Linked DNA regions of Homo sapiens: region 1 is linked to region 2. The links are chromatin loops, found by intact Hi-C in ENCODE. Cell type or tissue: heart left ventricle. All regions are shown on one strand. Each heading gives the region's core, and the rest is flanking DNA. Links, peaks and the distances in the headings are about the cores only. Region 1 has its middle 140 kb from the start of WDR1. Region 2 has its middle 87 kb from the start of WDR1.

Region 1 (8,925 bases), core at 523-8,522, 52 kb before region 2:
CCCGTGTACAGACAGGACCCACTACAACACAACCACATCCCAGCCAGGCAGGAGAGATTCACTCTGGGTTCTGAAGACATTCCAGGCAGTGGCCAGCATCAGCAGATAAGACATTAACAAGGAGTTGGAGGGACAAACCATGTGCATCAGTCTTCACAGGCCCATTCCTGGGAACTAAGCCAACTCAGTTTACAGGTTGCCTTCTCACCAGATTTACTAGAGGATAGTTCATCCAGAAGGGAATCTCAAAAGGTGATTCACCTTTTCTAACCAACCTTCTATTACCAAATGGAGATGCCAATAAGGCTGAGAACAATGGGGACACTGAAATGAAGAACCGCCTGTAGAGCCAGGAGGTAGAGAAGGTACATGCCTGCACTGACCTCATCGACTCCCCATAGACTCCAGGCATAAAAATGTGAACTTCCCCACTTTCACCGTCAAAGACCAGATCTCATGCAAGAGCCCCATTCTGAAAGCTATGGGGAGAGTGGCTCTTCCAGGATGCATGGTCTTGTCACACAATGTCTGCTGGTGTTGGAACTGAAAAAACTTGTACACAGATATGAGCAGAGAAGCAAGGTCACTCACCAGGACTTTAAACATGAGATGTCAGATGCTTTGGAAGTAGAAAGCAAGTCAATAAAGCCCAGAATGTCATCACCAGGAATTGGTAGGAGATAGTCATGAGCTGATGAATGTGCACATCAGATCCCCACACACCTAACAGGCCACCTTAATACAACAACCTGAGTGGTTTATGGGCAATCAGCCTGCTGCTACAGAGGCATTAACCACTTCTCAGGAGGTAGACCCTGACACATGTAGCATTAGTCACATTGACAGACTCATCTGGTAGACAAAGGTACTGAAGACAATCTGCTTTTGCTGTGGTATGAAATTTTCTATCACCTAAAAGGTGTAAACTACAATGGAGTCATTGCTGAGGATGAAGTAGCCCCACCAAGTCTGATGATTGAATCCTCACCAGCTTTACTCTCAAGACAAACAGATATGCAAGTCCTCAGGGCTCCACAGCTGGCCAGCGAGGTCTGATTGTCATGTAGTTCCTAAGTGCAGGAGGAAGGGTTTGCACCTTCTGGCAACTCTACTGACCAACAGTAAGTTGGTCACAAAACTAGCCCAAGGTTTATTTTCTCATAGCCATTCCCCAGGACTTCTTAGCCTTCTTCCCAGAAAAACAAAGAGGCTAGAGACCAGACGAAAAGAACAGCTGTGTGTTCCACCTAGAACTCTTCACTGGCTCAAAGTTTGGGCCAAAGGTTAGCTCATCTGACAGTGCCACTGCAGAATGATGGTTTCAGCATTGTGCCCCATGTTTCCAGCCTCCACCTGTCTGCCCACAGAAGGTGCACTGTTGCCCATGGAAGCACTCTCTGCCTATCTCATTTCTAGTCGTGCCTAAGCCATCCAATGAAGATGTATAGAAGTGGGGTTCCAGCTCTTGTCCCCTAGCATTTAGGTCTTAGCATCCTCAGGGCAATTTGAACAACAGATGTCACAGCTTCAGAGGATATCCAGGTTCAGTACATAATGACCTTCAACACGGATGGAGGTCACTTCAGCCAGTTTAAAAAAACAACTGTTTCTCAATAAAGCCCCTCTATCAGTTTATAAGTTCAGGCAAGAAAGCCACTACAAGAACTCACAGGATAAGGTAGTCACCTAAGGTACACAGTCATTTTCAGAAAACTAAACTTATAGAGCAAGAAGGAAATTAAGTTCAAGACAGTTGATAACTTCGAAGACAAAGCAGCAGATGGTGGCCAGAACAAGAACATGAAGTCAAAATATCCATGAAAGCATTCAGCTTAAGATATGGTACTTATTAAAATATGAGATAAATGGGTTAAAAATAGCTTGAAGATAAGGAAGAAAGTTCCTACACCCAAAAGCACAGAAAAGGGGAGGCTAATATGTGGAGGAACAAGGGGCTGATGTGTTCGTCACTCATTCCTCTCATTTTAGTAGTCAAGTGCACTATGGAAAAAAAAGATGCTCAGACATTTTGATTCAGGATACATCCATGATCATGGACATGTGGTTCAGAGACTCTGCCACTGGAACAGCTCATCTTTCTAACTTATGAGAAACAAGCAATGGGACTTGCTGATGCCACAGTAGGTCTCACTCCAGAAGTCAATAAGGCTTGCAGAAGGCAATGCAATAGTTCTGTTATTTTTAAAATAACTTCCATTAGTATCATCCATCATCCCTACTAACTGGAATGTACACATTGATCCAGAATTCTCTGAAGTTCAGGACTTCGTAATTTCTGAGAACTAACACAGATCAGAAATATCCAGTGTTGAATTCCTGAGTCAATCTTGAAGCAACTTCAGATGCTCACAATGACAGGCAGTGTTAAATATTATTTTCATTTGTAGACAAATCTTTCCTCCAGCAGGACTTAGGAATTAAGTATAACAATTTCAGATGGAACCCATGGCTTTCAAAGAAGGGGGGGCAGCACATATGGCAACTACCCACTCATGAAAGTTACAATGACATGCAACATCTGTCATAGTCACATGTCCCGTGATTGTCAGGAAACTAGAAGGCTATGTGCCATCCTTCTGCAGCATAATAAAGTATCAAGGAGTTCTCCTAGTTGGACAAATCCCTCAACTCACCAATTTCACCACAGGAAGGAAAAGCAGGGATGTTCCCTAAAGAGGATAAACCTATGTCAATCTTCTGGAAACCATGTCTGAAGCTCAACCTATGATCAGGACAGAAGGGAAATGCTTGCCAGATATCGGAACTGCCAGTGGCAACAGCATTCACATGTTGCCAGGTCCTTGACCTTAGGTTTTCACCACTCAAAAGGGACCCCACAGAGAAGACTGAAATCTTGAGGTCTGAGAACCATGGATGTGGGAGCCAGAGGAAAAGACCATGATAACCCATGTCCACCATCAATGGTACTCATGCTATGAAATCCCCCTTGGGGTAAAAATCTCCACCAGAACACATAGGTGGTGACAAATCTCACTGGACCATCCTAATCTCTGGATTTAAAACGACCTCCTTATGCATCCATAAGGAGTCTGTCAAAGGTCAAAAGGTGACCTAGTTTGTATCCATCAGTGGCCCAGATGGCAGTGATCAAACAATGGCAGAAGTAGGCAAAGCCCAGGCCAGTGTGATTGGCACCTGCTTCCACTAGAGGAAGCAGTGTGACACTGGCTAAGCTCCCTCAAATCGTGATAAAGTGATATCTGCAGAGAACCAAGTCCTTTCATAAATAGGACATTAATCGTCCAAGTAAGACAAGGTACACATACTTCTTACCAGCTCAGAGAATGACAAGAAGCATCCCTTACAAAACTACCTATAGAAGAAAAAATTTCAAGTCCCATTTCTCTGTAATGGAAGAGTGGGGCACGTGGCAATGAAAAGCAAGAGGCAGTGGATATCACAGGAGTGAGGATCAGAAGCTTCTAGCCTCAGGAAAGTATGAGGAAGGTTTCTTCACTAAGCTCAAGGTCAGGAAGTCAGTTGGCTGGGCCTTAGGTCCTGCGCCCTGAGGCAGGGAGCTCCAGTACCGAGATACTGGGGCTGCCTAGGGGCCTGTCCTCTGGGCTTGAAACCAAATCTAACTGCCTCCTTCTCCCCAATATGGTGGAGAGAAGGAATGGAGGAAAAGCTGCCCTCAGGCAACAGGACACTTGGTATAGCCTGGCTCCTTCAGGTTTAATAGTTTCAACAGTGTCAATGGAGCACACATGGAGCTTGAAGAACAAGCAGCAAGGGTTCTGTATTCTAAGCCTTGGAGTTTTATGGCTCTAGCTACATCTGCCTTACAATTGTTCAACCATTTATCTATCAGCACCAGGCATCAGACGACAGCAAATTCAGATTCTTCTAAGGCAGGCAGCACTGTTTTCTTGCCAATAAGCAAAGAACAGTGGTCAGTGTGCAAAGCAGAAGGAGCTCATGTGGCTGCCTCGTGAAAGCACTCAAGGTGAGAGGCTGCAACCACAGTGCTGTGTTCAGACTTAATGGACACGAGGGTAAAAAGGCATTTATATTGGAATACTGATGCTGCCTGATGGGGGAAGAGCTTCAGGTAGATTTCCTGAGTCATGTTCCCCTTACAACACACAACTTTGCTCAGAAGACACTCCTGAAGTTTACCTTTTGTAACATCAGAAATTCCTGCTAAGTGGATTTCAGCATCATGCTCGTGGCTACAAGTTTCATGAGCACTATAGCACTAAAGTACCCACTAGGCACGTGGGCTGGAGTAATATCGGACAATTCATTTCCAAACTGGCTACAGTGAGGTCCCAGCACTACCTTCTTTGACAATGTATCATACGTGACAGTCTTTCCTGGATGCCTGTTAGCTCCCAACAGACATTCTACACCTCATGCTTTCATATTCAATTCCTTCAGCCCCTCTGAAGGTTTCCTCTCCCAGAGAGAGGGGTCAACATCTACGCTTCATGTCCACGTGATCAGCATCACCACACCTGTGGACAGGAGGATGATTGAGGATGCAACACCAAGTCACAGTCAATCTGCCTTCCCTTCACAGCCCTACCCCAGTGGTTCCAGCCACCTCAGCCCAGTGAGCTGGTCCACAACCCAAACCCCTGTGCCAGCACACAAGGAAAGTCACTGAGCTCTGGGATCCAGGAGAAAAAAACGTTAGACCTCATGGACAGATCCATGTTCTTCTGGGGAAATACAAGCCCATATAGTGGCACGCTCTGCTTAGATCAGGTCAGGCTCTATCAGAACTGTTTCAGGTTAAGTGGCAGAGGCAATGCAGTCAAGATCCTCCAAGGTTGTCAACCTGACCCCCAGAGCAGTTCCAGGCCTTCAGAGATGAGGTGGCTGTCCTGAGCAGTGTAGGACATGTGGACATTCTGCTCTTGTTGGGGTTCATGACACAGGACAACCTGGCATTGTGACCCAGTGCTGTGAAGGCAGCCTCTACAGCTACCTGCATGTCCAGGAGACCAAGTTTCAGACATTCCAGCTAATTGACATTGCCTGGTAGACAGCTCAGGGAAGGGACTAGTTGGCATGCAGAGAAGATCATCCACAGAGACATAAAATCCAACATATTTCTCCATGAAGGCCTCATGGTGTGAACTAGAGACATTTTGGTTTGGCAACAGTGAAGTCACACCGAAGTGATTCTCAGCAGATTAAGGAAACCCACAGGCAATGGCCCCAGAGGCGATCTGAACGAAGGGTAAAAACCCACTCAGCTTCCAGTCCCATGTCAATGCCTATGGCATCTCATTTTATGAGCTGATGGGAGGGGCACTTCCTTTCTCCCACATCAACAACCCCGACCAGATTATCTTCTTGACAGGCTGGGGGTATCCCCCCATTCCTAGATCTTAGCAAGATACACAAGAACTGCCCGAAAGCAATGAAGAGGCTGGTAGCTGACCCAAAAAGGCCTCTGAAAAACACCAGTTTTTCCTGAGGAGCCAACTGCATTGACCAAGACCATTGCATGCATTCAACATCCTCAGCCCAGAAAGGCTTGCTGTTCTGACTGGCCCCATGCTTCAGAGGGGACCACAAAGAGTTGAAGCTGACGTCTCATGAGCTGAGGTCAGCACAGCTGCCAGCAGAGAAAGACTGTTTCTCACCTCCAGACACAGTAAGGTGTATTCCAGACAGTTCCCACCTCAACCCTTCCCTAGCAGCACCCATTGTTCGAGTTTCCTGACCACCTCCACCAGAAAGTATTTTTAAGTATGAATTTGAAAGGAACTAAACCTCGAAGCCCAAGACCAGCAGCTGCTTCCACATTACAAGAGTGCTCCGGCTCATGCTCTTACCCTGCAGTAGCCAGGCAGGCCCTGCATTAAGACATGCTGATGGGAATGATTTCAGATTTCTGTTCCATGGATTGAAGAATCCTGAGCCTTTTCTGGCCGGAGAAGGAGCAATTGTTGACCATAGAGCTGTAAGCTTCTCTTTCAATATGTTTGCTATGAATCAAACATTCTATCATAAAGTCTGTGGATAGTACTGATTATTCATACTATCATTTTCTTCCTCAGGGTGAATTATGAAGCCTCTACTCCAACCACAGAGTTTCCCTGAAGTTTCCAGAACAGATTTAAGTCTTGCAGCATGGAAACACCTACTTTACAAAGTATACTGACATTTAGGAGACTCGACGGTCTGAATGGCCCAAGGAGGAAATAAACAGTTACAGAAAAAAAGAGCCAATCGCTGAGGTTACTAGGACAGTGCCTAAATAATTTTCCCACTCGGATTTAACAAATGAACAAAGCCAGAACAGTAATCAAACTCACCAGATCCCACAAGGAAACAGGACCTAACATAGCCAGTGCACCACATCTCCAGCTGAGCTACAAGTCACTGCAAGCTCTACAGACATTCCCGACAGAGCCCAGCGTCAGAAGATCAGCTGTAAACAGAGCAGGAAAGAAACTACGTGTTTCTGGCTTCAAGCACAAGTCCAATGCAGGGCCTCTTCCCTAAGGTACATCATCCTGACAGACCGTTCCAGCAGCACAGGAGTGGGACTGGAGAAATGCAAATGTATCACAGTATATTCAGAGAAGCAGCAACCTCAGATTGGTACACATGTATGTTTTACTCAAAGCTGCCTCTACAAAGCTGCTGACCCACCCAGAGTATAGAAGAGAGGCCCTTGTAACTAAATATTGATGGATCAAGGCAAGGTCTAGAGCAGGTACAATGGGTTTGGGAAGCCATGGATTAGGACCAATCTCAGTCCATTGAGATACATGAATAAGAGCCCTAAAACCCCTCTGGAGTAGTTTTGAGCTTCTACACAGCAGCATAGCCTCTCCCTTTCTCCATATTCCCGAGTCCAGCTCATCAGTGATTTGAAGCTCAGCACACTCACAGAAATGTGGAGAGCAGACTACAAAGTCCACATCTGAGAACCCAGTGTGTGAAAGCTATGGGAAGAAAACCTGCATGGCCTAAATTCACCTAAATCGTCTTATGGATATTTGCAGGGCAAATTGAAGCAGAAATTTCTTCCAGAGCATCAGCAAGGTACAAAACCTCCCTGGACAACCTGAAATACTTTGACAGGAATGAACTCATTTCAACACAATAAGACCACGAGACACACAAGCTAAAGGGCAACCTACTACACAGGTTCACAGAATGAGAAGCAGAAAACCCACATAGACTTCTGTGGGCATGGGAGACAGCCTTGGAAGCCTTGGTGGGTCAGGGCAGTGTCCAGTTCAACCCCACACCTCTGATTAGATCTACAAGGCCACACAGATGATTTCAAATACATCTCATTTCCTTCTGATTCAGGCCTCGGAAGACCCCAAGGGGAAGGAGTTCTCATGGGTCACTATAATCCATGAAGCTGAAGTTGAAATATAGAAGGCAGAATTAAAGTTACCATTTTTTTTTAAACACCATCTATGGTCCTTTCAAAATTGTACAAGCTGTCAGTATCACCTGCACATGAGCAATTTAGTCTTTTGGAGGAGTGAGAAGTTTAGGTCTTTTCCCAAAACAGTAAGACAGTGAAGACTATTACTCATTAGTGTCAGTGTATTAAATGATATTAAAATATTTACAGAAAGAAAACTAAGACCTCAGCATTCATTCCACTCTGGTGTTGCTAGACAGATGGTCAATTTCCCCCCTACTAGGGATCAAGGTTCAGATCCTCCAACAATCTAAGATGGAGGAAGATAAGAAGTCTCATTGGAGTTATGCTCTGGAAAAACGGTTCCAGCAGAAATTAACTTTTCAAAATAGAGGATGACCTCTACCCACTGACATGAACCAGGAAACGTACAGGGTTTCCTACAAAAGACAATTCACTCTTCATCTTCAGTGTACAAAAGTATTTAAGTTGAGCAGTCATAAGCAGTACATCTGGAACAAGATCGTGAAGGTCAATTTTAACTTAAGCTTACACCTTATAAAATTAACAGGGAGGGGAAGCCTCACCCATTTAAAGGCACGACCCTGAAAGGTCAGACGTGACTTCTGCATATACTTCATCAAGAAGTAATGTGGCCATAGCTTATCCAATATAGCAGACACATCTTATTTAATTGAATTAACCTACAAGGAAGTGTGACCCCGTTAGTGGAAAATTCAGAAATACTGGCTTCTTCTCTGCTGCCCACTTCACAGGTCAGTGACCCTCTTCACCCTCTCCCCTGTACAAGGCAGTAGAGGCCAGATGAGCAAAGAGGCATCTTAGGACAGCACCCACCCATCATTCTTCTTGCAGTCATGGCTGAATTTTAAGGATTCACTTAGACTACTCTGCTATGATTTCAAAAATGTACCACATGATATGGTTTGGCTGTGTCTCCACCAAAATCTCATCTTGAATTTTAATCCCCAGGTGTTGAGGGCAAGACTTGCTGGGAGGCGATTGGATCATGGGGGTGGTTTCCCTCATGCTATTCTCCCGATAATGAGTTCTCATGAGATCTGATGGTTTTTTAAGAGACTCTTCCCCTTCTCTCCTCATGCTTCTCTCTCCTGCCACCAGGTGAAGGTGGTTCTTTGCTTCTCCTTCCACCATGATTCTAAGTTTCCTGAGGCCTCCCCAGCCATGCTAAACTGTAATTAATCTTCCTTTTATAAATTATCCATTCTCAGGCATTTCTTTATAGCAGTGTGAAAATGAACTAATACACCATTCATTTTTCACTTTAGTGGGGGTTTGCTGTATGCGTGAAGACAGAACAGTTCTCTTCACAAATACGGCCTTCTAAAAAGACTCCTCTTTTCATCTATGTTATTTTTCGTTCAGTTTGGGAGGCAGGGTGGGTGCTGGTATCACAAGATGTCTCTGACAGGAAGGAATTCTAGAGCATCCAGCCATTAGGGCCAGCCACCTGGACTATCAACAAAATCTTCCATGTCCTATTGAGGGGAGTGATC
Region 2 (8,925 bases), core at 288-8,287:
ATTATCTTTTTCAAGCCCTATGATAAGACTTGCATACATTGAGTGGAGGTGGCTTACTGAACCTAAGCTCTGGAGTGTTCATTCCTAGGCTCTGCCTTTTCCCTCCATCACTGGCTTGAGCATTCTAAGTCATTCTAGCTATGAAGAATGTGTGAAGACTGGCAGAAGGACCTACTTCTGGCAAGACATTTCTCCCAACTGGAGGTGGTGGATGGATATGTGGCATGTTCATGAGGCACCAGACCCAACAAGAAGTCCTGCTGCTGTCATTGCCATCTCTCCCTGTGGTTGCTCCTGGCATCTCACAGGCCTGGGCACTGGTTAAGGGAAGCTAGTGGGTCACTCCTCGACTGTTCATCTAGACAGCATCCTGGGCTAGGACACCACTTCTAGAGAAACTTGGATTTCTATGTGAATGTTTTTATACCAGTAAAAATACCCTGCCCCCAAAGTGTTGGGACAGCTGCTCCAAGGGCTCAAAACAGTCCTAGAATGGTCCCTCTGAAACACTTGTTACTTGGACTTGGGGTCAGAAGAATGCCAAACACAGAAAGCCTCACTGATCACTGGTTCAAACTGAGTAAATCAGTGGGGCAGGGATCTTCTTTCATGTGCCTATTCTGGAGTTTTAAGTATGGAAGGGATGTCATTCTATATTTGACTGCATTTTTGAAATTGGTCTTTAATCTTCTGGAGTCCCATGTCAGATGGGAGTGTACTATGAAGTATGTATTATGGCTTTCATGCAACTTATGGTATATCTTGGTGAATAACTACCTCTTCTGGCATTTAGTGCCATTCTGGAAAAATACATTCTCTCATTCATCCTCATTGAGGGTCCACTATCAGTTTTCTTTTTAATGGGAAAAAGTATACATTCAGTCTCACTCTCAAGGTAACTCTCCTGATCTTTGCCCCAATATCATTTGCAGAGGTCTCAATTATGCTGACATTCCCCAGAAGAGCCTGCTGGGTCACTTACTGGTATCACTTAAGTCAGACCTGGGCAACAGGAAAGTAGGAAGTACCCTGGAGAACACCTGTGCGCCAGAGACAGGGAGAAACTTATAAGCCCAGGGGCTCAGTGACATCACTGATGTTTTTAGTTATCTAAGGAATGCAGGGACGTTACTTCCAACTTTGAAATTATGGGAGAATTTCTTGCATCTTTTTCTCCTACCATGAAGTGTACTTTCAAAATAGGTAGGATTTTTTGGATTTCAGAGAAAGCATACGTCACACTCGACTACTCCAAACCATTTTTCTGGGCTCAAATGGCTAAAAGTTCTGAGGAGGACTCCAAGAAAATGAGGGCTCCACAGCTAGTTTTGGTCTAAGCTGTTACCATGGATGTAATCCCATAAGAGACAAGGCAGGAGAGGATGTCACGGGTGCTCTCTAGCAGACTCCATAGCAAAAGGTATATTGCACACCCCTAATATACTAGCCTAAGTCTGCACCTTTTTCAGATAAGCCTTCTACTAGCTATCTCTAAGCATGTTACTGGGCCTTAGAAAGTGAGCTCCTGGCCATGAAACATCAGGTAACTGTTTATAACTGCTCAGTATGAGCTAGGTGCTGTGAAGTCCCATCCAGGCAAACGTTCTAGTAGGCACAGAAACAGTGTTATAAAGTATTTGTACAGAAAGGCCAGATTTAAGTTAGAAAACCAGGCGGCTCAGATTCCCGTCATCCCCCACCTCACACTGGGCCCCTTGCCATCTGCGACAGTGTAGGATACTCAATCCCACAGCTACTGGCAGCTTTCTACACACAGGATTCTAATCACCAACCGTGCAACACCATTCTCTTTCCCATGCAGGCATTCCTACGTTAGCAAAGACGTCCGGGACAAAGACAGTTCTGGCCTTAGTGTTTCTACTGTATGCCGTAAGAAAAACGTCTGGATTCTGCACAATACAGGGCATTTGAGAATACCCGCAGAAGCACTGACCAGCACTAGGAGTTAGAAAAGCTGTTCTTGATCAAGCTTCCCCTTCTGACTATGAAGAAGCCAAGAGGCAAGGAGTGAACTCCAGAAGTCAAGGGGAAAAACATGGAAATCCCAGATTTAAACAATTGTCAGTAGAAACTGAACAGGGACAGCAGGCTTCTAACTCCCAAGCACAACTGCATTACCAGGAACATCAGTGAAGGGGACTAAGAACTGTCCCACGTGATGATGATGTTCTCTGCCAAGGGAATAGAGCAGAAGGCAGTGACAGCCCAAAACCTAGCATACCAATTCCCCCATTACCTTTAAGACTGCCACCAGTTAACCTGCTTCACCAGGACATACTGCAGGGCCCAGGTCCAACACCTGGAGCTGACCAGAGGCCAGAAATTAGACGTGCAAGTGCCTGCTTGCCTTTACCCTAGCCAAATCAAGATGTATTCCCAGCACAGCTGAGAACAGAATCCAGAAGTCATTACAAAGAGTCAGGTGGACAAGGGGTAAATGTCTAGGTTGAAGAGATGGATCCTCCTGAAGTGGCTCTTCTGAGTTGTCCGCCCTGGAAGAGTTCAGTGCTCTCTCCTTGAGGGAGTTCATACAACTGTGGTGGCAATGTCTGGTCTAACATGGCAATAGAAATTCCTGAAGATCAGCTCAGGCAGAGCTGAATGGCTAGAGAAAATGGAGCACTTAAGTCACCCACTAGAAAAACTATGCACAAGTGCATATCCCCCTTCCCTAACAGAAAGGTCCTCTCATCAGGCTTTTCAATATGGCAGGAAACAAGGATTTTTGGCATTACGACTAGGGTAATAATTGGTTTCCACTCCAAAGGGTAGTCCAGATGCCTCCCCCTAAGGATGTACTTCATCTTACTCATGGGTAGGCCAGAAGCCTTCAAGTTGACCCCATACACCTGCCAACAATGACACAGTCATGGCAATAAGTACCCAGAACCTTTTTGCAAGTGTGACTGTCCAAATGACCAATGATGGACTGTGAGTCATACATTTTATAAGATGAAAGGTCAACTGTCAGGTCCGTGTGAGCACACAGCCATCTCATATTTGCCAGTACAGTCAGCTATTATGTTCCAAGTGCCACTGACTATTCTGTATGTACCTCCACATAACTCTCCTGGTGTATGTAATGTATGTCTGCTTGAATTCAGATGGAATGAGATGTACACCTCCAACTGTGAGGTGATCTCAGCTGCAAGTTTGACATTGCCATGCATTTGGGATTATTTACATTTACATCTGTCATTTCCTAAAACCTTAAGTTGGATTCCTCAAGCTAAAGGTTGCCTTTAAGCCTCTGAAGAACTGGGAAACTTGAGACTTGAAAGCATTCTTGAGTGAAAGAGTAAAGAACTAGAATGAGAGGTAATGTAGTTTACTATCCAAGGTTACGGTTGTCTCGGAAGAAGTTGAGGCAGATGTTGACATGGAACAGAGCCACCTAGAAGAGGCCTCACAAGAGAGGACACAAAGCAGGACACAGTCATCCTGCCTGCCCCAATGCGTGCCCCAAGCAAACACCCACAGGCTCCCATACTCCCACTGTCAGTGAGCTGCCAACACTTGGAACGCAGCCACCTGGCGATGGGGTGTCACTTCCAAGTGTACTGCTACCATATTATAGGCTCTAGGACAAGCTCGGTCACTGAGCAGCAGTCACACATGAGCCTTGGTCCCTGAAGAACTGCCCATGGTGTGAGATTACAGTGCCAGTTATTTTTTATGAAGAGATTTGTACAACTTGTGTGAAGGGACAAGTCATGAAGGATTCTAAAAAAACCACAGAATCCAAAAGTATTCTCTGCAAGTGTTGCAGAAGCCCGAACTATCCATGGCAATGACACATTCCAACCAAAAGTCTCATGCTCTATTACTGCAGTACCTCGGAGCAGTTGAGTCATTTTCTCCTACATCTGTCCTGGTCTACATTCTCGTTCTTGGGGTAAGTAGCTCCTTGGACATCAAGGAGTCATCAGGAGATCTGGGCTTTCTTCCTTAACAAGGCTTTAAAAGATACACTTGGTAGAGGGAACTAAATAAAGGACTTAAAGCCAAGAAAATCTGTCATGATTCCCTTTTAAGAGATTCTATGACCAGAGAAAACCCTTCTGTGCTGCACCTAGTGTTTGAACTTTGTTTTGGTCATGAGACATTTATCTAATGATTTTTTCTTATTACTCAGGGCCTTGGGGCCCACTACTGCCATGGGTTAGCCAATCGCTGTCTCTTTCTTCTTTTCTAGTTCTAGCACAAGCCAGTGAAACCTCCAGTACCACAAGTAGACCTCTCATCCCAGCCCCCACACGACTACAGCTCAGCCAGGACCCAGATAGAATCTCACACTCAACCACACCCACCTCACACTGGCCCCAGTGCTGTTGGGGACACTGCAGGACACCCGATTGAGTCACAGCCCAGGAAACAACCCTGTTGGCAGGAATTTCTGATGACCAGTTGTCCTAGACTCCACAGGGCCCCATCCAGCCCTGCCTATGCAGGATCTGTCATTAGGGTTAAATATCCAATAGACATATTCTGTATCTTCCCCCTAAGAAAGAAGCAATTCACAAGCCTTCCATAGTAAGTCCTTACTTCCCTCTTTTCCTCAGTCTTTCCTGCTAGTATTAGAGTTCCCTTCAAATACCAAAGGTCAGGCGGACTAAGGAGAGAACAAGTATTGGAGACATCATCACGCTTGACTCAAGTGACATTAATACCAATCCATATTGCCACAGGTCTGCACAGATGCACGGAAGAACAATCAGAGGTTAGAATACCAGAAAATCAGAGCAGCTCAAAAAAAAAAAAAAAGCACTCCATGGCCTGGAGCAAGTCATATCATGGAGGAGTTCTGACAACTCTCACTGCCTCATGACAAACAGCTGCTCTTCAGAGACCCTTCACTATCATGTCAGCTCTGTAAAGGGTGAGGGCTATTGCTTAATCAAAAGAACATGCCAGCATCCTGAACCTCCCCAAGCATAATCCAGTCTTCCTCCAGAACCTTTGTGAACTTGATCTTCGTTCTATCTGCCAGTCTGAGGAGAAAAAGTGAGTGCAGTGTTAGGAATTTTGTGACATTTACTTCCTTCACGGTCAAGGGACAAATTTAAACAAGAGTTGAAGGCTGGAGTCTGGCACAGCTGGGCACGTGAGAATAGGTGATTATACAATGGTATGCAGCAAACTTTTCCATGTCAATTTTATCAATATTCCTGCAGGTCATATGGGCAGTTCTAATCAGGCAACATTTAAGATCAGGTAGATAAACTCATCTGAAGCCAGCTTTCAAATACTGAAAAAGAGGTTTGGGTACACAGAGTAGAGGCAGCTCACTGAAGGTAAACTTCAGTCTTTCAGTGCCCAGGCTCTACTACTCGTCCACCCCCCACCCCTACTACTGGCTTGAGATTTTTTAAGTCACCTTACAAAAACATGAAAATTTGCAAATTCACAACTTGATGTGGTAGATGAATGTGGCATGTTCAGGAGGCAGCACAGCCCACAGACAACCAAGCCCTTCACCCATAGACACCCAATGGGAGAACTGCCAAGACACGCTTGGGGGTTCCTTGAGGAAGCTAGTTTGCTGTTCAACTGTGAGATTTCTCTTCCCAGGAACAGCATGACATATCTAGACATTTTTGTCGACTCAGGTGGTGCTAAAGACATCTAATACAACAGGTAATCATGCTGCTAAACATTTTACAATGAGGACAGCCACCCACAATGAAGTATCCAGAAAAAAAAAAAAACTCAGTACAAAGCTAAATAGTTTGACCTGGTTAGCAGCTTTGACACCAGTTATGTATGTAATATGAAGCCTTTGCAGGCTTTTGTGAACACAAGTAAATGCTCAAGTTTAAGGTTCTTCTGGCTGAAGCATAAAGCCTCACCATGGCTGCTGGAACTCCTTGCCCAGAGCTGAGAAGTAAGCCACCTTCAACCTGTTCCCTCAGTCTCCTAAAACACTGCCCTTTGCTGTCCACTGTTGCCTACAAGGGTCTGTATACAGACATGAAGATAAGTGAGTTTGGTGTTACTATTTCTCAACTGGGGACACTAATACAGGGATCACATGGTGACATCTTGCTAACTAAGGTTGGGAGACCAATCTGACCCCTCTTTTGACTTGGGGCCACACCTGATGTGTTGGGTGCTGGAATGAAAACCAGGAGCCACAGTAGTATGACTCGGGTGAGGAATGTTCCCCATAGTCAAGGGCAGTCCAGGTGTGTCCCGAGGATGTACTTCACCTTAGTCATGGGCAGGGGCACAGCCTTCTTCTATCTTAAGTCTAACCCTCACACAAGCCAATGAGAACCACACAGCCATTGTAGAAAGTACCAAGGCCTTTGCTGACACTGAGTGTGCACAAAAATGGAAGTGATATCCCTGAGTCATACAACACTCACATGAAATGAAATCTAGAAGCCTCACAGGAGCCTAAGATACAGAGTAGTTCAGGCACTACTGCGCTGGCTTTCCCCCATGCTTGCCTCAGGACACTAGCCCAGAAGCTCCCATATCGCACTTCTACTCAGTGAAGGATGAGGATGCCTGGGACCCACCCACCTGATGGGGTGTCACCTCCAAGCACACTGCTACCATATGTTTGGCTCTGTACCTACAAACAGCTGGGTTCTAGATCCAGATCACTCAGCAGAGGTCAGACGGGAGTCAGTCTCTGAAGGACCTCAAGTGCCATGAGATCATTAGTGTTTCCATGGAGGAATTCATATTACTTTCTACATTAGGAACAGGAGACAAGGAAACCAAAGCAGTCAATACTGTATTCATTCCCTGCAAGTGCTGCACAAGTCCAGAAGTAACCCTGCTCCTGCTCCTGAGTGACAGACACACTAAGCAGCTGCAGCAGTTGAACCTTCCACCCACTGGGCTCCTGGCTGCATTGCCAGACTCTCAAACAGGTTCAGAGACATGTGTTTCCCCATCTGGGTCCTTTGTCTAGATTCTTGGGCTTAAGTAGCTACCTCAACACCACCAAGTGGGAGACCTAGGACTTCTCCCCAAAGGAGGCACCCTAACTTGAACATGCTAACATTTAACTCATAGGCAAAGATGGCTAACTGGTATGACGAGTTGAACACTAAAGGCTTTGGAGGATGAGAATTGTTATGACTTTCTATAGACCATTTTATGACCAAGAAAAAAATCCCTCTCCTGGGCTGCACTTATATTAAAATATCATTTGAACAATTTTCCATGATGTTGCTGAGATCCATTTTGGTCAAGAAACATTTATCCAATGAGTTGCTTGTTACAGCCTGATCTATCACCGACATACCAGAAGGCAGCTGAGGGCCATCTCTACCATCTTGGCTCTGCAAAAAGCCTTCCCGAGAGCCTACTCCCATGAGTAGACCAAGTACTATCACTGCAGATCTGACAGCATTCTGGGCTGGGACATCTTGCCTAGCCACACCCACCTCACAGCCACTGTGCTGTCTGTGACACTGCGAAATACACTAACCCAGACCCAATGGCAGGTTTCTCTAGACAGGACTCCAACCACCAGCTGTACAACACTGCCATCCTCTTTTCCATGAAAGCCTTCCTGCATGAGCAAAGACTTCAGAGATAAATACACGTCTTTTTGGGGTTTCTACCCCAGGTCATAAGAAAAGCACCTGGGTGGTGGACAATACCTGGAGATTTAAGAATGCCTAAAATAAACACCAACCAGCATTAGGAGGTAGAAAAGACTTTCTTGTTCAAGCTCTACTTTTGAGTATAGAGAAGGCAGGAAATAAGTGGAACTCCAGAGACAGAATAAGCAAATCCCAAGTTCAAACAAGTATTAGTAAACACCAAAGAGGGTCAAAAGCAGGCTTCTAATCCACCAAGCACAACTGCTTTACCAGGAACGTCAGTGAAGGAGAACAAACCATCCAAGATAAAGCACTCTGCCCAAAAGCAGAAGGCAGTGAGTACCCCAAAACCTTAGAAGACTCCAATTCCCCCATGACCCTCAAAAACTGCCAGTTAACCTGTTTCATCTGGACACTGAAGGCCGGTTACCCCGTTACAGCTGAGCATCAAAAGCCAGAAATTAGATGCATAGGCACCTGTTTGCCCTCGGCCACCCAAATCAAAAAAGGATATTCCCAGAAGTCATTACAAAAGAAGTCTGTAGTGCACAAGGGGGGAAGTGTCTGAGACGTTCAGAGGAGACAGATCCTCCTGAAGTGGCTCTTCTGAAAAGGGATGCCTGCCCTGGGTAGAGTCTGCTGCTGTCCTTGAGGGAGTCTGCACAACTGCAGTGATGACTTCTGCCCCAGAGGTTTTGCTGGCCTCCCGGGACAGAATCACAGCAAGGGCTGGGGAAGAGACAGTGCAATCTCCAAAGGCAGCCTATGGAGTCAGATGGTGTGTGGTCTGCCGAAGTCTCCCTGCAGGCAGAGGTGGTTTTGTTTACCTCCAGCTTCATGGTAGAAGAGCCTGGATCCAGAAAAGCAGGAAGGGCACGTCAGTGCATTCTTCTTGCCCCCTGCTTGCAATTTTCCACCCCTATACCTTGAAGGTAATATCGAGTTCACCAAGTGAGTTCACAGAAACAAGGTCTAATAAAGCTTCCCATGGAAATGGAGCACCAGCACCAAGGGCACATGTATGGTACTTAATGGCAGAAAGACTCTGTCAATGCACTGACTACTGACCTCTGGTCATCTTCACCCTGCTTACAGGCCATGCACGCTGATGGGTTTGCATATTGTTAGCCTAGGACCCTCAGCCAGTGCCTGCTTCGTGGATTGAGATAGAGACTCATGTTTGAAAATGGAAACATTTCAGTTACCATTAATACCAGTTAATATCATTAATATCTCTGCCCCAAACACACAATTTTTAATATTCAAGACACTTTTCAAAGTTCTTAATAACCTGAGACCTTTATGGGTTGACTCTGGGATAGAAACAAGTCACTTTGTT

The links. Hi-C counts contacts between places; a loop is a spot of excess contacts. Peaks named below come from ENCODE experiments on the same cell type or tissue, not always from the same donor. Only the 100,000 strongest peaks of a DNase experiment are listed, where the experiment ranks them.
Region 1: it touches region 2 in a loop (4-fold over the local background); 5 of 110 quality-filtered maps call a loop at or near these places.

What each region holds. Positions count from the first base shown.
Region 1 is chr4:10,251,435-10,260,359 of GRCh38, reverse strand. It overlaps the pseudogene RAF1P1. Among named protein-coding and RNA genes, the nearest start is that of WDR1, 140 kb to the right of the region's middle. In heart left ventricle, for the core only: no CTCF peak of the experiment used is centred there; no DNase peak of the experiment used is centred there.
Region 2 is chr4:10,199,481-10,208,405 of GRCh38, reverse strand. It overlaps the pseudogene LOC100129344. Among named protein-coding and RNA genes, the nearest start is that of WDR1, 87 kb to the right of the region's middle. In heart left ventricle, for the core only: no CTCF peak of the experiment used is centred there; a DNase peak (open chromatin) is centred at 3,525.